2 separate regions of the Homo sapiens genome follow, and region 2 is linked to region 1. Evidence: read pairs that join two places in POLR2A ChIA-PET (ENCODE). Cell type or tissue: MCF 10A. All regions are shown on one strand.

What was found. Peaks named below come from ENCODE experiments on the same cell type or tissue, not always from the same donor. Only the 100,000 strongest peaks of a DNase experiment are listed, where the experiment ranks them.
Region 2: POLR2A ChIA-PET joins it to region 1 with 5 read pairs; 2 of 35 experiments call an interaction of 5 or more read pairs at or near these places.

Annotation. Positions count from the first base shown.
Region 1 is chr4:124,912,251-124,920,250 of GRCh38, forward strand. No RefSeq gene overlaps it. Among named protein-coding and RNA genes, the nearest start is that of ANKRD50, 200 kb to the left of the region's middle. In MCF 10A, no CTCF peak of the experiment used is centred here; no DNase peak of the experiment used is centred here.
Region 2 is chr4:125,044,992-125,052,991 of GRCh38, forward strand. No RefSeq gene overlaps it. Among named protein-coding and RNA genes, the nearest start is that of FAT4, 270 kb to the right of the region's middle. In MCF 10A, no CTCF peak of the experiment used is centred here; a DNase peak (open chromatin) is centred at 4,930.

The sequences.
Region 1 (8,000 bases):
TTGCTCTGTCGCCCAGGCTGGAGTGCAGTGGCACGATCTCAGCTCACTGCAAGCTCCGCCTCCCAGGTTCATGCCATTCTCCTGCCTCAGCCTCCCTAGTAGCTGGGACTACAGGTGCCTGCCACCACACTCGGCTAATTTTTTGTATTTTTTTTAGTAGAGATAGAGTTTCACAGTGTTAGCCAGGATGGTCTCGATCTCCTGACCTTGTGATCCGCCTGCCTCAGTCTCCCAAAGTGCTGGGCTACAGGCGTGAGCCACTGCGCCCGGCCACAGTGTGACTTTTTAAGTTGATCTTTCTTAGGATCCTTGAAGCTCAGTAAATCAGAATGTCCATATCCCTCCTACATTTTGGAAAGTTTTTATCCATTATTTCTTTAAATAAGTTCTTTGCCTCTTCTCTCTCTTCTCCTTTGGGGAATTCCATAATTCATATATTTATTTACTTTAAGGTGCTCATAGGTCCCTCATTCTTTCTTCCCTTTTTTTTCCTTTTTTTTAACCCTATAACTGGTTAATTTCAAATAAATTGTCTTCAAGTTTGCTGACTCTTTTTTTCTGCATAACTGAGTCTGCAGTTCTCTGTTGTACTTTTCAGTTCTGTCATCATATTTCTCAGCTCCAAGATTTGTGGGTTTTTTTTAATGAGTTCAGTTTTTTTATTCAACTTCTCCTTTGTTCATGTATTGTTTTCCTGATTTCATTTAGTTGCCTATCTGTGTTCTTTTGCATTTCACTGAACTTTTTTTCAGAATTATTATTTTGGATTTTTTTTTAATCAGGCATTCATAGAGATACATTTCTTTATGGTCCATTACTGATTTCCTTGGGTAGTGTCATAATTTCCTTGTTATTCATTTTTTGGGAAGCCTTGATTTGGTGTCTGTGTATTTGAAAAGGCAAGCAACTGCCCCCAGAACCAAGCATGCTGATCTTTGTCACTTAGGAGATCCTGAAATGGCCCTACAGACTGATTTCACAGCAAAAGACTTTCTTCTCTTCAGTCTCCATACTGATGAAATAGCCTTCAGGATCACAGTCAAGTGTGATTGGAGGTCAGTCATGTGGCTGCTTTTGGGTTCACAGTGGAGTCTGCTATTTTGGGGGCTTTTACTAGATGTGTAGATAAGAGTGTCTCCCTCCAGGTCCCTGGGAGGACAGCTGTTCTGCCACTAGGTGGGTCCCTGGTCAAGTAAGACTGGTGCTGGACTGAGACTCAGAGGGGCTGCAGCTAAAGTATAGGGCTGCTTCAGGATCTACAGCCAAGATAAAAATCTTTAGGCTTGCATCTGGGGCTACAAATGAGCATCCTCCCCTGCCTGATTCCAGACGGGGGAGGACTGCCTATGGACTGCATCTGGGAGAGAATGGAGTTGGGTTGCAGGGCTACTTCAAGATCAGCACTGGGTTTGAAGTCAGTGAATTTGCCTTTGGGGGCATGTTTGGGCATGTCTCCTTCTTGGTCCCTGCGCAGGCAACACTTCTCTCAGAATGCAACTGAAAAGGGCTACAACTAAGTTACAAGGTCATTTCAGAATCTCCTGTGTGACGAAGATCAGCATGCCTGGTTCTGGGGGGCACAAGCAAGTGTTTCTCCTGGCAGAACTCATAAACAGGACTGCTCTTAGCCTACAGCTTACACGGGCTGCTTCAGCATTCATAGCCAGTGAAGTTTGTGGTCCTGCCACCCAAGGCATGTGATTCTTTTTAAGTCGCTTGGCAGATACTTCTAATAGCAGGACCAAGGCCTAATGGGGCTGTAGCTGAGTTTACAGTGGTACAAAGCTGTTTTCAGATTTGGAACCAGAACCACAGTTGCTGAGTGTGACACCTGGGTGCAGGCCTTCCCTCTCAAAATGGCCTTCCTCTGTCTTGGGCTCTTGGGCTTCACCAATGTTTTTCAACCATCTAAGTGGTCCCAAAGCTCCCACAAAGGCAATTTTGTCTATGAATTGTTGTCAAATCTTGTTGCTCTTGGGTGATGTAAGCAGGGGATCTCCTATTCCACCACCTTGCTAAAGTCACTCCCATTAAGTAATTTTATATAAACTTTTTGTTCCTTATATTTATGACACTTGGATATTCTTCTCTCCTTGCTTATCTTTTTCTCTCTTTCTGGTTTAATAACCATAAGAATTGCTAGTCTCACGAGCCATTGTATACTATTTTCACTCTCACCATAGTTTTCTCCTGAGTTTTAAATCTACCGATCTGCCAGTTTCTTTGTCTTTTCCCTCAATTTTTTTTTCCATATGATTTATATGGCTCAATTTCCTCAAGTTTATGCTCCCATTTTATTATGTGGACAAAGCTATAGAAATTTTATGAGCAATTTTATGAAGAAAAATCTTGAGTCATTAGGTAATTTCTTATTTGCTTGCTACCTGACAGCATTAATAGCTTCAGCACATGGTGAATGCCTGTTTTTCTCCCAAAACTGTTGTGGGAAAAAAAAAATAAATGGCATCAGGAAATGACTGAAATTCATAGTAAGAGTTTTTAATGCATTTTCTAAGAATTTGAACCTCAGCTCTGCATTCTTTATGTATTTCTTTGAAAGATATCAACTTATTTTTTTATGTAAAAATTTGGAATGAAATGTTATTTAAGTGAAAATTTCCAAGCTCAGTCAGTATATGCAGGGTATATATATGCAATATATACCCATTATAGGTTATATTAATGTAACTTACCCATTTCTCACTAATATGCCATTACTTTTTTGTATTATGCCAGTATTTTACTTTCTCTGATTCCTAGAACTTGCCGTGGTCTTTTTCCCTTTATCACATGGTAGCATAACTGAAAGTAAATATTTTTCCCTGCCAATCACAGACACATAAACTCCATGAATATTGAATTCATTTTGTCCACTCTCCTAAATAAGGCAAAAGAAAAAAAAAAGAGATTTCAGGTATATTTGGTGGGAATAATAAAGGTATTCACTTTGCATTTATTATATTTATCTATTCATTGAGAAGTTGAAGATGTTCAGAAAAATAAAGAAAATCTGCTGACTCTGCTAATGATCACAATGAAAAAGTATTTCAGTAACTATTCTCCTTATAGTTTAGCATATGGCATTTCTTCATGAACATGGCAGGTACATTATTAACATATATTCTGCAGTTATTGAATGCAGTCTTCTGCAATGTTGATTAAGTCAATTTGATAGTGTTGTTCGAGTCTTTGTCTTATTTTTCTGTTATTGAGAAGGAAGTGATAAAATCTCCAGTTACAATTGGGCATTTATTTATTTCTCCCTGTAATTCTGTCAAGTTTTTCTTCATGTTCCTTTAAATTCTATCAAGTTTTTCTTCATGTCTTTTAAGCTCTGCACATGAGATTATGTGCAGAGGATACATGGAAAATACATGGAGGATTTTCTTTTCTTTCTTTCTTTGTTTCTTTCTTTCTTTCTTTCTTTCTTTCTTTTTTTTTTTTTTTTTTTTTTTTTTGAGACAGGGTCTCACTATAGCTCACTGCAGCCTCAACATCCTGGGCTTAAGTGATCCTCCCACATTAGCATTCTGAGTAGCTGGGACTACAGGCTTGAGCCACTGTGCCTGGCCCAAGGATTTTTACACATACTTGATAAGTTGACACTTTTTTTTCTTTCTTTTTTTTTTTTTTTTTTGAGACGGAGTCTGACTTTGTTGCCAGGCTGGAGTGCAGTGGTGTTGTCTTGGCTCACTGCAACCTCTGCATCCTGGGTTGAAGTGATTCTCCTACCTTAGCCTCCCGAGTAGCTGGGACTATAGTTGCGTGCCACCACACCCAGCTAATTTTTAAATTTTTAGTAGAGATGGGGTTTCACCATGTTGGCCAGGATGGTCTCCATGTCTTGACCTCATGATCTGCCCGTCTCGGCCTCCCATAGTGCTGGGATTACAGGCATGAGCCACTGTGCCTGGCCAAGTTGACCCTTTTAATATTATAGCATATTCCTCTTTGTCTCTGGTAATACTCATTGTCCTGAAGTTTGCTTGGATAATATAATGGTAATACCAATGTTTTTATGTTTAGTGTTGTTGGCATTTCTTTTTCCTTCTTTTATTTTAACAGGTCTATATCTTTATATTTGTTTCATCTCTTGGGTATAGCATATAGTTAGGTTTTCTCTAGGGACTGTAATAACCATCCTTAATTCATCACAATCTACCTTTAATTAATGTAGCACATGTATAATGTAAGACATTTACAACATCCTTTATGCTATTTTTATGATACATTTTATTTCTGCAAATGCTATGAGCCCCATGATATATTGTTATTTTTGCTTAAGCAATCAACTGACATTTTTGTTTTCTATCTTAAAACTTGATTGTAGGTAACTCAATAAAGGAAATAAAATAATGTTTCTTATTTCCCCACATATTTACCATTTTCAGTGCTCTTCATTTTTTTATATACATCTGAATTTCCACCTGCTACCATTTACCTTCTTCTTGAAGAAATTCCTTCAGAATTTTTTTGTAGAGTGGGTATGGCTGCCAGCAACAAATTATTGGCTTTTGTTTATCTAAAAAGTCTCAATTTTATCTTTAATTTTAAGTGATATTTTTGGTAAATATAGAATTATATGTTGACAGGTTTTTTTTCAGCACTTTAAATATTTTGTTTTATTCTGCCTTCATTGCTGTTAATGAGACAACAGCCATCATCGTGCTTATTATTGTCCTCTTGAATGCAGTATATCTTTCTCTCTGGATGTTTTTAAGATTTTCTCTTTACCTTTGGTTTTCTACAGTTTGACTATGATATATTTAAATGCAGTTTAAAAAAAATATTCATCCTGCTTGGGTATTACTTTGCTTCCTGAATATGCATTTGTTTTTTTTAACATTAAACATTTTAGCTAATATTTCTACACATATTTTCTGCCCTATTAACTCTTTTCTCTCTTAGGAACTTCAGTTACATTTATATTAGACCAGTTGGTATTTTTAAATTTTTTCCTGTGCTTCAATTTGGATAATTTCTACTGACCTGTTTTCAGATTCATTGGTGCTTTCTTCTAATTTCTCCATTCATAATTATGGCATTGAGATAATTTTTAATATAGATATTACATGGGTTTTTATATAATTAAAAAAATATTGCACACCTCAAGTCCATTCCTGTTAATTCCAAAATATGGGATATCTGAGAGTCTCTTTCCATTTATTATGTTTTCTTTTGAGTCATATTTTCTCACTACTTCTCATGTATATTTACTTTTATCCAATCTTGGACATTGGAGAGATACATCCTAGTGAGTTGGGATTGTGTTATCCTCTTCTAAAGAATGGTTTGGTTTTGGTAGGGAGTTAAATTTATATTGATTACTATGGACTTGTGGAGGTTTGAGTTTAGGCTTTTCTTATGGTATGTCTATTTTACTTTTTCCCTTACTAAGATGTGATCCTTATTTCCAAAGCCTGGTCCTTCTCAGGTTTTAATGGAAATCCTGAATTGTTTACTACTCTCTAACTTGGCAGAGTTGAGCTTTCAAGGTTATTTCCCCTAAAATGGGAAACTTTCGGAATCTCTCTTCATTCCTTTCAAACTTCTTCATGATTCACATCGGCCACTTAGGTTCTTGTCATATACATGCACAGTTAAGTGTCAACCAGTGATAGGAGGGGAATTTTATGCAAATTTGGGGCTCCTGAACTTCTTCACTCAATTTCTCAGACACACAGTCTCTAATTCTGACTTCTGAATCATCATCCCAGGGAGACCTTTGTTTTTAGCTTGAGTTCTATTCCTTGTGAAACGTCGGACAGTGGCGTGCCCTCAAAAGAAAGCCTATAAAAACATGAATTTTACCAATGTGCTTCCTGTTTCAAAACATGGATTTTCTCCAATTTCTATCTGTTTTGTTTGCTTTTCTGAGCCTGCAAATATATGCTTTTAAAAATACTTTATTCAGAGGTTATTATGTTATAATAATAAGCTACTTTGCTGTAATGAGGAACAAGATTCTGTATCTTCCTTATGGAAAGTCATTTTATCCACTATCCATCTTTATAAGCTGTCTAAAATCAAATTATTAAAAAGACAAATCATTTTGTATACTAATATCAATTTTTGTATGATAGACTCCTTTTATATGGACCAGAATATGAAATATTTTACTAACACTCTATAGCCTTGATGACTTAAGGAATTATGAAAAATATACCAATTTGGCTGCATTTATGACAAAAAGTATTATTTTCTATGTCTATTTTATATTATGTCCTTGTGTTCAGAGTGAGCTCTCAAAAGGTATACCTGGTTTGTAAAAAATATTTTAAAAGTGACTTTTATGTCATTAGTCACCACATACCTGACACTTAACTGGTAGACACTAAGGCCAATTCAATTAGGATGCTGAATTTTTCAGTAGTGGCAAATGCTTGGCTCAATTGGCTATATTTCAAATCAGAATCCATGTCATCATTAGGATATAGGTCAAGTAAATGAGGAGTAATAAGGAAGCTAAACCCATTAAAAACCTGGCCAGAACTTGGCCTTACTAATGATAACCATATGCAAGAGCACACAATATGCTGGTTTCTTTGCCAAGAATTAATATCTCTAAAGCGAAACTCCTTTAAATTCCTCTAAACGTGATCAAATTTAGCTGTCATCCATATTCCTTGCTCTGTTTGACACATAGCACTAGATGAAGCAACTCTTTTGCTTCAAGAAGAGATGTCTCCAATCCCATGTCAATCTTCTCCTTTGTTGAGCATTATTTTCAGCAGAATTGATATGTCCCAGTGGATAAAGGAGAATATATCACTACAGGTATTCTTGACAAAATGTATGGACATTGGGATTAAAATATACGTCTGGCTCATCTGAGATGTGTGGCACTGTGAAAGTCACATATCCTCTGATTCCGAGTCTTATGTTTAAAATGGAGAAATATAAGATATAGTCAAGGAAATTTTCTGAGGATTAAATGAAATTATGTAAAGAAATAATTTTGTTATTAAATGTTAACTATTTGTTACATCAATTTTTTTATTTAATAAGATTTTACTTTACTTGGCTTAAAATCCTCAAAATTACATATAAGAAGTTTCATCTGACATTAAGCTTTTGATGATAAACGACCAAAGATTTAGCATATAAAGTAGGCAGCTTTGCTACACAATGAATTGATGTTAAACGGGGCACAGATAATAAAGAAGAAAAACTTAAGTAATCAAAGAATTATTAGCACTTAAGACTGATATCTAGTGGTGAAGGGCTCATTTAGGTTTTGGCAACAGAGAGAACTGGATCCACGTACAACTCTGCCATTGTACCCTTGGCCAAAATACTTAATCTCTAAACTTCAGTTTTCTTATTTTTACATGGGTTTGGTATTAAATATCTATCTTAGAAATGATTAGTGAGGCATAATGAAAAATGTCCATGTTAATCACTGAGCCATGGGCCCAGCATAGAGTGACACTCATAGGATATTGTTGTGTGTTGTTATTAACTCAGTAACCAAGGTGTGTCAAATATTATCCCAAGTAAAATCAAATGACCCAAATAAGGGCCAGACACGGGGGTTCACATCTGTAATCCCAGCACTTTGATAGGCCAAAGCGGGAGGATCACTTGAGCCCAGGAGTTTGAGACCAGCCTGGGCAACATGGCAAAACCCCTTCTCTACAAGAAAATACAAAAATTGGCCTGGTGTGGTGGTGTGTGGCTGTGGTCCCAGCTACTCAGGAGGATGAGGCGGGAGGATCACCAGAGCCTGGGAGGTTAAGGTAAATGTAGTGAGCTGCAATCTTACCACTACATTCTAACCTGGGTGACAGAGTGAGACCTTGTCTCAAAAAAAAAAAAAAAAAAAAAACGAATAAAATTTAATTTGGAATATTATACTGATTTTATTGTCACTACATTAATTGCTTTATGCATAGTACTTCATTTGAGTTTACCAAGATCCTGTAAAAAAATTTTTAACCGTGCTTTACCAGAATAAAACTGAAGCTTGGATGGGTTAAAAACCATGGAATGAATAAGGT
Region 2 (8,000 bases), 130 kb after region 1:
ATGATTTATATTGCCATGATTTGTTTTTGGATGGTTTTCTGGCAGCACAGCTAGGCCAAAGCAGCATAATGGCCACAATGGTATAATTTATCTTGCAGAACATATCAAGCACATCTAGAGAAAACAGAGATAAGAAAAATGGATCCTTTTTCTGCAACACGAATCTTATGTAAATTAGGATAAAAAATGGACACATTTAAAAACGCTGAATTAAATGAACTAGATGGCAGGATCTTTAGATCACAGTTAAAAGAAAGAGGAACAATTTATATATATTCTATAAATAGCAATAGCAACATGATGTGGCAAATAACATCAGATAATTTTGGATGATGAATTGACTTTTCCTTATCACACACTAACTGGAAAAAGCAAATAATCTTTTGACAGAAACTAAGAAGAGAATTCTTGTCAAAGAAGGTTGGCCCTGCAGCAGTTAAAGCCAAGTTGGAGTAGATGTAGCTGTACAAATATAAATAAATGAGTAAAAGTTAAAAGCATCTAGAATGCCTTTTACATAGGAACAAGGACATCATGTTCTGGGAAGCCACATATTTTAGCAATATAACCCTTTATTATGAAATGTACAGAGTATGAACTCAGATCTGTCACTATTTTATTAAAACTGATTCCAAGTAAATCAAGGGAAACCAAAAACTTATGTAGGGATTATTTTTTAAAGTAGGAAATTTGTACATTTAGCAAACATTATGTTTTTTGTTGTTATTGTTGTTGTTTTTAATTTTAGCCTCATTGTTGGCCTTTTTAGTTTCAAAAAAACTAAACTTTTTTAGGAACTCAAATATCATTCAGCAACACCATCATCAATAATAGGATTCCAAGAAAATATGTAAAACATGTATAAAGTGGTGGTTTTACCTACTATTTTAAATTTTTCAGTTCTATACTTTTCACCTAAATTCTTATGGAAGAAAAATACTCCAGTTAGATATCTAAATGGTGGAACAGCATAACATAAAATATGAGGCAACTGCAGGGAATACATTTGTGTAACTAATAATGAGAAGTGGCAAAATACAATAATTTTGCTTAAAACATTGATTTTATCAAGAGAAGACTAATTTATTGGGATAATTTTATCAGGAGAAGACTGATTTATTGGGATAAAAGGAAAACCTGGGATAAAAGTTAGCTAAACTTGCATTAATTTCTTTCTTTCTTTTTTTTTTTTTTTTTTTTCAAAGAGAGAGTCTCACTCTGTCACCCAGGATGAAGGGCAGTGGTGTGATGTGCAACCTTTGCCTCCCGGGTTCAAGCAATTCTCCCTGCCTCAGCCTCCCAAGTAGCTGGGACTACAGGTGGCCGCCACCATGCCTGGCTAATTTTTATATATTTTTTAGTAGAGATGGGGTTTCACCATGTTGGCTAGCCTGGTCTCGAACTCCTGACCTCAGGTGATCCACCCACTGCAGCCTCCCAAAGTGCTGGGATTACAGGTGTGAGCCACCGCACCTGGCCACATTAATTTCTTAAATGCTAAAATGTCTCTAGAACTGTACAAAGATCTACATTTTAAGGAAAAATTTTCATTGAAGTATTAGCATAAAGTACACAAATCTTAAATGTACAACTCAAAGAATTTTTACAGATAATTTTATCCTAGTAACCTACACTGTGATAAAAACAAATTACACTACAGAACCCTTCTTTGTGCTCTCCTCCAGTCATCACCCTCAAAAGTAACCTCCTTTCTGACTTTTATAATCATAATTTGGTTTTGTCTTCCATGTAAATGGAATTTGGGAGACTTATTTTCTACTGTATCTGGTTTATTTTTCTTAACACTGTGTCTGTGATATTCATGCATTATATTGTGAGTAGTAGTTCATTTTTATTGATGCATAGTTGATATAGTTTGGATAATTTTCTCTTCAATCTCATGTTGAAACATGATCTCCAGTGTTGGAGGTGGGGCCTAGTGGGAGGTGATTGAAACATGGGGAAGGAATTCTCATGAGTTGGTTCTGTCTTCGTGACAGTGAGTGTGTTCTCATGAGATCTAGGTGTTTAAAAGTTGGTGATGCCTTTTCTCCCTCTCTCATTCCCACTTTCACTTTCGCTTCTGTTTTTCCTTTCATCATGAATAAAAGCTCCCTGGATCCTTCCCAGAAACCAAGCAAATGCTGGCACCATGCTTCTTGTAAAACCTGCAGAACGGTGAGCCAATTAAACCTCTTTTCTTTGTAGATTATCCAGCCTCAGGTATTTCTTTACAGTAATGCAAAAAATGACCTAATATTTCATTGTACAGTAGGCCCCCAAATGTCATTTTGGTCAACAGCTTTTTCTTATAACATTGATGAGGAAAAAATAAAATAAAACATTCCTGGTGAGGCCACTGTCTGTGTGTTAGCAAATTCTTTCCGTATCTGCCTGGGTTTTCTCTGGACACTCCAGTTTCCCAAAGCTGTGCACATTAGATGAACTGGTGTGTCTCCGGGGTCCTAGTGAGAGTGTATGTATGTGTGTGTGTGCCCTGTGATGGGGTGGTGCCCATTGCAAATATCTAGGAATTAACCAAAGAAGTGAAAGATCTCTACAATAAAAACTATAAAACATTGATGCAAGAAATTGAAGAAGACACCAAAAAATGGAAAGATGATAGTCCATGTTCATGGAATGTAAAATTTGATATTATTAAAATATCCATATTACCCAAAGCAATCTACAGATTCAATGCAATATCTATCAAAATACCAATGACATTCTTCACAGAAATAGAAAAAAAATCCTAAAGTTTTTATGGATCCATCAAAGACCCAGAATAGCCAAAGCTATCCTGAGCAAAAAGAACAAAACTGGAAGAATCACATTACCTGACTTCAAATTATACCACAGAGCTATAGTGACCAAAACAGCATGGTCCAGGCATAAAAACAGACACATAGACCAATGGAACAGAATGGAGAACTCCAAAAAATATATATATATATATATCCATACACCTACAGTGAACTCATTTTTTACAAAGGTGCCAAGAACATACAGTGGAGAAAACAGTTTCTTCATGGATGGTGCTGGGAGAACTGGATATCTATATGTAAAATAATGAAACTAGGCCCCTATCTCTTACCACATACACAAATTAAATAAAAATGGATTAAAGATTATTAAAGACATAAATCAAAGACCTCCAACTATGAAAATACTATAAGGAAGCATTGGAGAAGCTCCATAGAACATTGGTTTGGGCAAAAATTTCTTGAGTAATACCCCACAAGCACAGGTAACCAAAGAGCAAATGGACAAATGGAACACATCAATTTGAAAAGCTTCTGCACAGCAAAGGATATAATCCACAAAGTGAAGAGATAATCCCCAGAATTGGAGAAAATAGTTACAAACTACTCATCTGACAAAGGATTGATAACCAGAATATATTAAGAGCTCAAACAACTCTCCAGGAAAAGAAAAAATCTAACAATCTGATTTTAAAGTGGGCAAAAAGTTTAAATAAACATTTCTCAAAAGAAGACATGCAAATGACAAACAGGCACATGAAAATGTGCTCAAAATCACTGATCATCAGAGAAATGCAACAGGCACATGAAAAGGTGCTCAAAATCATTGATCATCAGAGAAATGCAAATCAAAATTACAATGAGATATCTCACCCCAGTTAAAGTGGCTTTTATCCAAAACTCAGGTAATAACAAAGGCCAGTGAGGATGTGGAGCAAAGGGAACCCTTGTACACTGTTGGTGAGAATGTAAACTACACAGTCACTATGGAGAACAATTTGGAGATTCCTCAAAAAACTAAAACTAGAGCTATTATACAATCCAGCAATTCCACTCCTAGGTATGTACCCAAAAGAAAGGAAATCAGTTTATCACAGAGATACCTGCACTCTCATGTTTGTTGCAGCATTATTCACAATAGCTAAGATTTGTAAGCATCCTAAGTGTCTATCAACAGATGAATGGATAAAGACAATGTGGTACATAAGTACAATGGAGTGCTATTCAGGTATAAAAAAGAATGAGATCCTGCCATTTGCAACAACATGGATGGAACTGGAGGTAATTATGTTAAGTGAAATAAGCCAGGCACAAGACGACAAACATTGTATGTTCTCACTTATTGGTGGAATGTAAAAAATTAAAACAATTGAACTCATGGAGATAAAGAATAGAAGGATGGTTACCAGAGGATAGGAAGGGTAGTGGGTGGATTGAGGGCAGGTGAGGATGGTTAATGTGCACATACACACAAAATAGAATAAGACATAGTATTATTCATAACACAACAGGGGGACCTATAGTCATTAATAATTTAATTGCACATTTAAAAATAACTAAAAGTATAATTGGATTGTTTGTAACACCAAGGATAAATGCTTGAGGGGATGGATACCCAATTTTTCATGATGTGATTATCTCACATTGTATGCCTGTATCAAAATATCATGTGTGTCTCATAAATATATACACCTACTATGTACCAAAAATTTAAAAATAGAAAAATTAAAAAATTAAAAATAAAAGTGACTTTTATGAAATATTCTTAATTTCAGTGTAAGGCATTTGCTCAATATTTTCCTTTATTCTTAGTTTTTCTAATCTGCTAAATAATTATTTTACTCCATAGATCTGTTCTGTTATTTTCTAGACACTCAAGCTTTTGAATCTGCCATATTTGGGTATAAAATTCATCAGGAATTCAGTTTTGTTTATATTATGACATATCAATCAAGATTTATTTTTCTCTGTGGATATGTATTTGATTCTGTTAACCAATGCTCTATAGTCTCTATCACTGGAGATTAGTTGTGCATACTTAATAATTTTTTATAAATAAAGCACAAAATATACTATTTTGTGCCTGGCTTTCTACACTCAGTAGTTTTTGAAATGCATCCATGTTATTGCATAATCAGTAGTTCATTTACTTGTGCAATTCTATTGTGTTACTATACTACAGTTTGTTTACATTTTCATTGGTTAGTAGATATTTAGAGAGTTTGGCTATTAACAACAAAGCTGTCATGAACGTTTACATGCAAGCCTTTTTGTGGACACCTGTCTTTATTTTTCTTGGATGCATACTCAAGAGTAAATGTTCTGAATCCCACAGTAAAAGTACATTTAACTTTATTAGACAGTATAAAACTGTACTATTTTACACACCTAATACCAATGTAATAATGTCTTATATTCTCCATGTATCAGCAGCACTTGGTATTTTTCAAGTCTAATTTATTATATTTTTAATTTTACGGTTGGGGATTTTGTGTCATGACAGGGAAGACTTGTCCATCCCCATCTATTCCTGTTATTCTTAACAAAATAAGTCAACAATATTGTATCCTAGAATGTTGTGGTTTATTCTTTCCTGTTTTCTACCTGTAAACTATTTTGAGTTAATTATTGAGTATGATATGAAGTAACAATTGAGGTTGAAATTCTATCCTTTGTTGTTCTTGTCATTTATGTTAAAAAAACGACAAAATGTTTATGGGTCTCTTTCTGGACCTTTCATTCTGTTCCATTTATATACTTATTTTAGTGCTAATAGGACATTGTCTTGATTACTATCAAGTCATAATTAATCTTGATATCAGTTAGTCTAACTTCTCCACATTTCTTTTTCAAAATTAACTTTGCTATTCTAGATCCTTTGCATTTCCACATACATTTTAGAATCAGCTTTTCAATTCATACACAAAAATTTATGTATGGGATAGTGATTGGAATTGCACTTAAACACATAGAGCACATTGCAAATGATGCACATATTAACATTACTATATTCTCCAATCTGTAAAAATGGTATATTTCTCCATTTATTTAGGTCTTGTCTTTTAGTTCAAAACCTGAGAGAAGGTGTCTTGTTCAACAAGAAGTTTTGAGTTAAAACAAGCTTTTCTTTTTAAAAAAAATTATACTTAAGTTCTGGGATACATGTGCAGAACGTGCAGGTTTGTTACGTAGGTATACGTGTACCAGGGTGGTTTGCTCCACCCATCAACCTGTCATCTAAATCAGGTATTTCTCCTAATGCTATCCCTTCCCTTGACCCTACCCACCAACAGGCCCCACTGTGTGATGTTCTCCTCCCTGTGCCCATATGTTCTCATTGTTCAACTCCCACTTATGAGTAAGAACACAAATATGCATCTTTTTTGTCTGGTAAACCATGTGTGGAGCTTTCTAAGGTCATGCTACTGCAGGCCATCACAGGGAGGTTTAGGTTCTATAGTTGGCTTCTGACTCTTCCAGGGCTAATGTCCTAAATACCCTCCCCTATCAGGACATTAGCTTGTGATAACAATTGTATATACATTACACACAGAAGGACGGGGTTTGTTAGAATCAAAAGGAATCCTACATTATCATAACTACACATATTATCATCATGTATACTTATTTTGAAAGCCCATTTAAGGGAAAGTTAATGTACAAACTCACCAGGTTTCACTGGACACATGGTAATTTGATTCTCAGGAAACCATATACAGCAAACTTGGTCACTGCAAAATGATGGTACTGTTTGTTTAGAAAAGAAAACACACACACACACACACACACACACACACACACACACACACACAAATAGAGAAGATACTACCAAAAAAGACAACTCTTAAAATTGGACAGGAGAAAACTAAAAAACTTATATTTGTTCTCTTAACAAAAGTTGGAAAAATTTTATTACTAGAAGGACTTCATTTAGGAAACATTTCTCTATGTTTTATTGGGTATGTAAACTTTGGGATCAGTTAAGTTTCATTGAGTTACTAGATTTTAAAAACTAGATAGCTAAAAAGGCTAAAATCTTCATATCATTCCTTATTACATAGTGTCTTTTCTAAATTTGCTCAGAAGCTGAATACTTAAATCACAAACACCAAGAAAATAAATGGTCTTATATATGTTTTTTATAGAAATGCAATTATTTCTAGTTGGTCACTAGTAAGTAACATAAGTAAAAATATTAGGGATATTATAACACAGTCAAAAGGAAGCATCCTTTTGTAATAGTTTGAAACAGAGCACACTGATATAATGATACTCATTGGGGATTGATGTGCCTTAGTGCTTCTATGCGCCCAATAAAACATACAGGTGAACATAAGGAAAGAATAGATCAAATGAATTGTTTTTGCTATTCTAAATAGAAGAAGATGATTCCCAAAGACAACTTGGGAGCCAAGTAAAATAGGGAAACGTACCGAGATTGTTACATGTTTGCACAGGGCAAATTTATGGACCCAATGTCCTTCCCTGATCTAACACATGTTGTGTTAACCTATTGTGTGGTTGCTTAAGAATCGAAATTTACTTGACCATATTCTTTAAAAAACTCTTACTTTCTCTGGCTGCACCACAGTGGCCTATTTCCATATGAAGAAGGGCTGACTTTCCGTCTGGGCAAAAAGCAGTACTCATGCTTTACAATTTTTATAATAGATTTCCACCTTTATCCCTGGCCATTTGACCTTGAAAGAATATAAAGCAGCCTTCCTTAAGCCATATAAAATATCATAATATGAGGTCATTTCAAAAAGATGAACATCATGATATTTAGAGAAGATTACGACATATTTTTGGTGGCAAAAGAGCTGACAAGAGGAGCACAGGCTAGGACCACTTAGCTAGCACAGAGCTCACTTTTAATTTAAGAACTTCAGATTTAGAATTGTATTCTGTAATTGAAGTTACACTTTAAATCGTAAAGATTTTTTTTTCTTTTTGGAAACTATGAATTTTTAGTATAAGTATTTAGATAATTTTATAACTTTATTTTGGAATTTATTTTTTATTTTTAATGCACAAGTTAAAAAATGTCCTAATTTTCTCTTGACATATAGCTAAACCTTGACTAGATCCCTGGAAGTTAAATTATATTGGCTGAATTCCTCAGAGAATATATTTCATACATTGTAATGCTATAGTCTTTCATAACACATCACTACAACAGATCCTGTTCTGTTTGTTATAAGCAAGTTGAAAAGAGTAAAAAAAGCAGTATAAAAA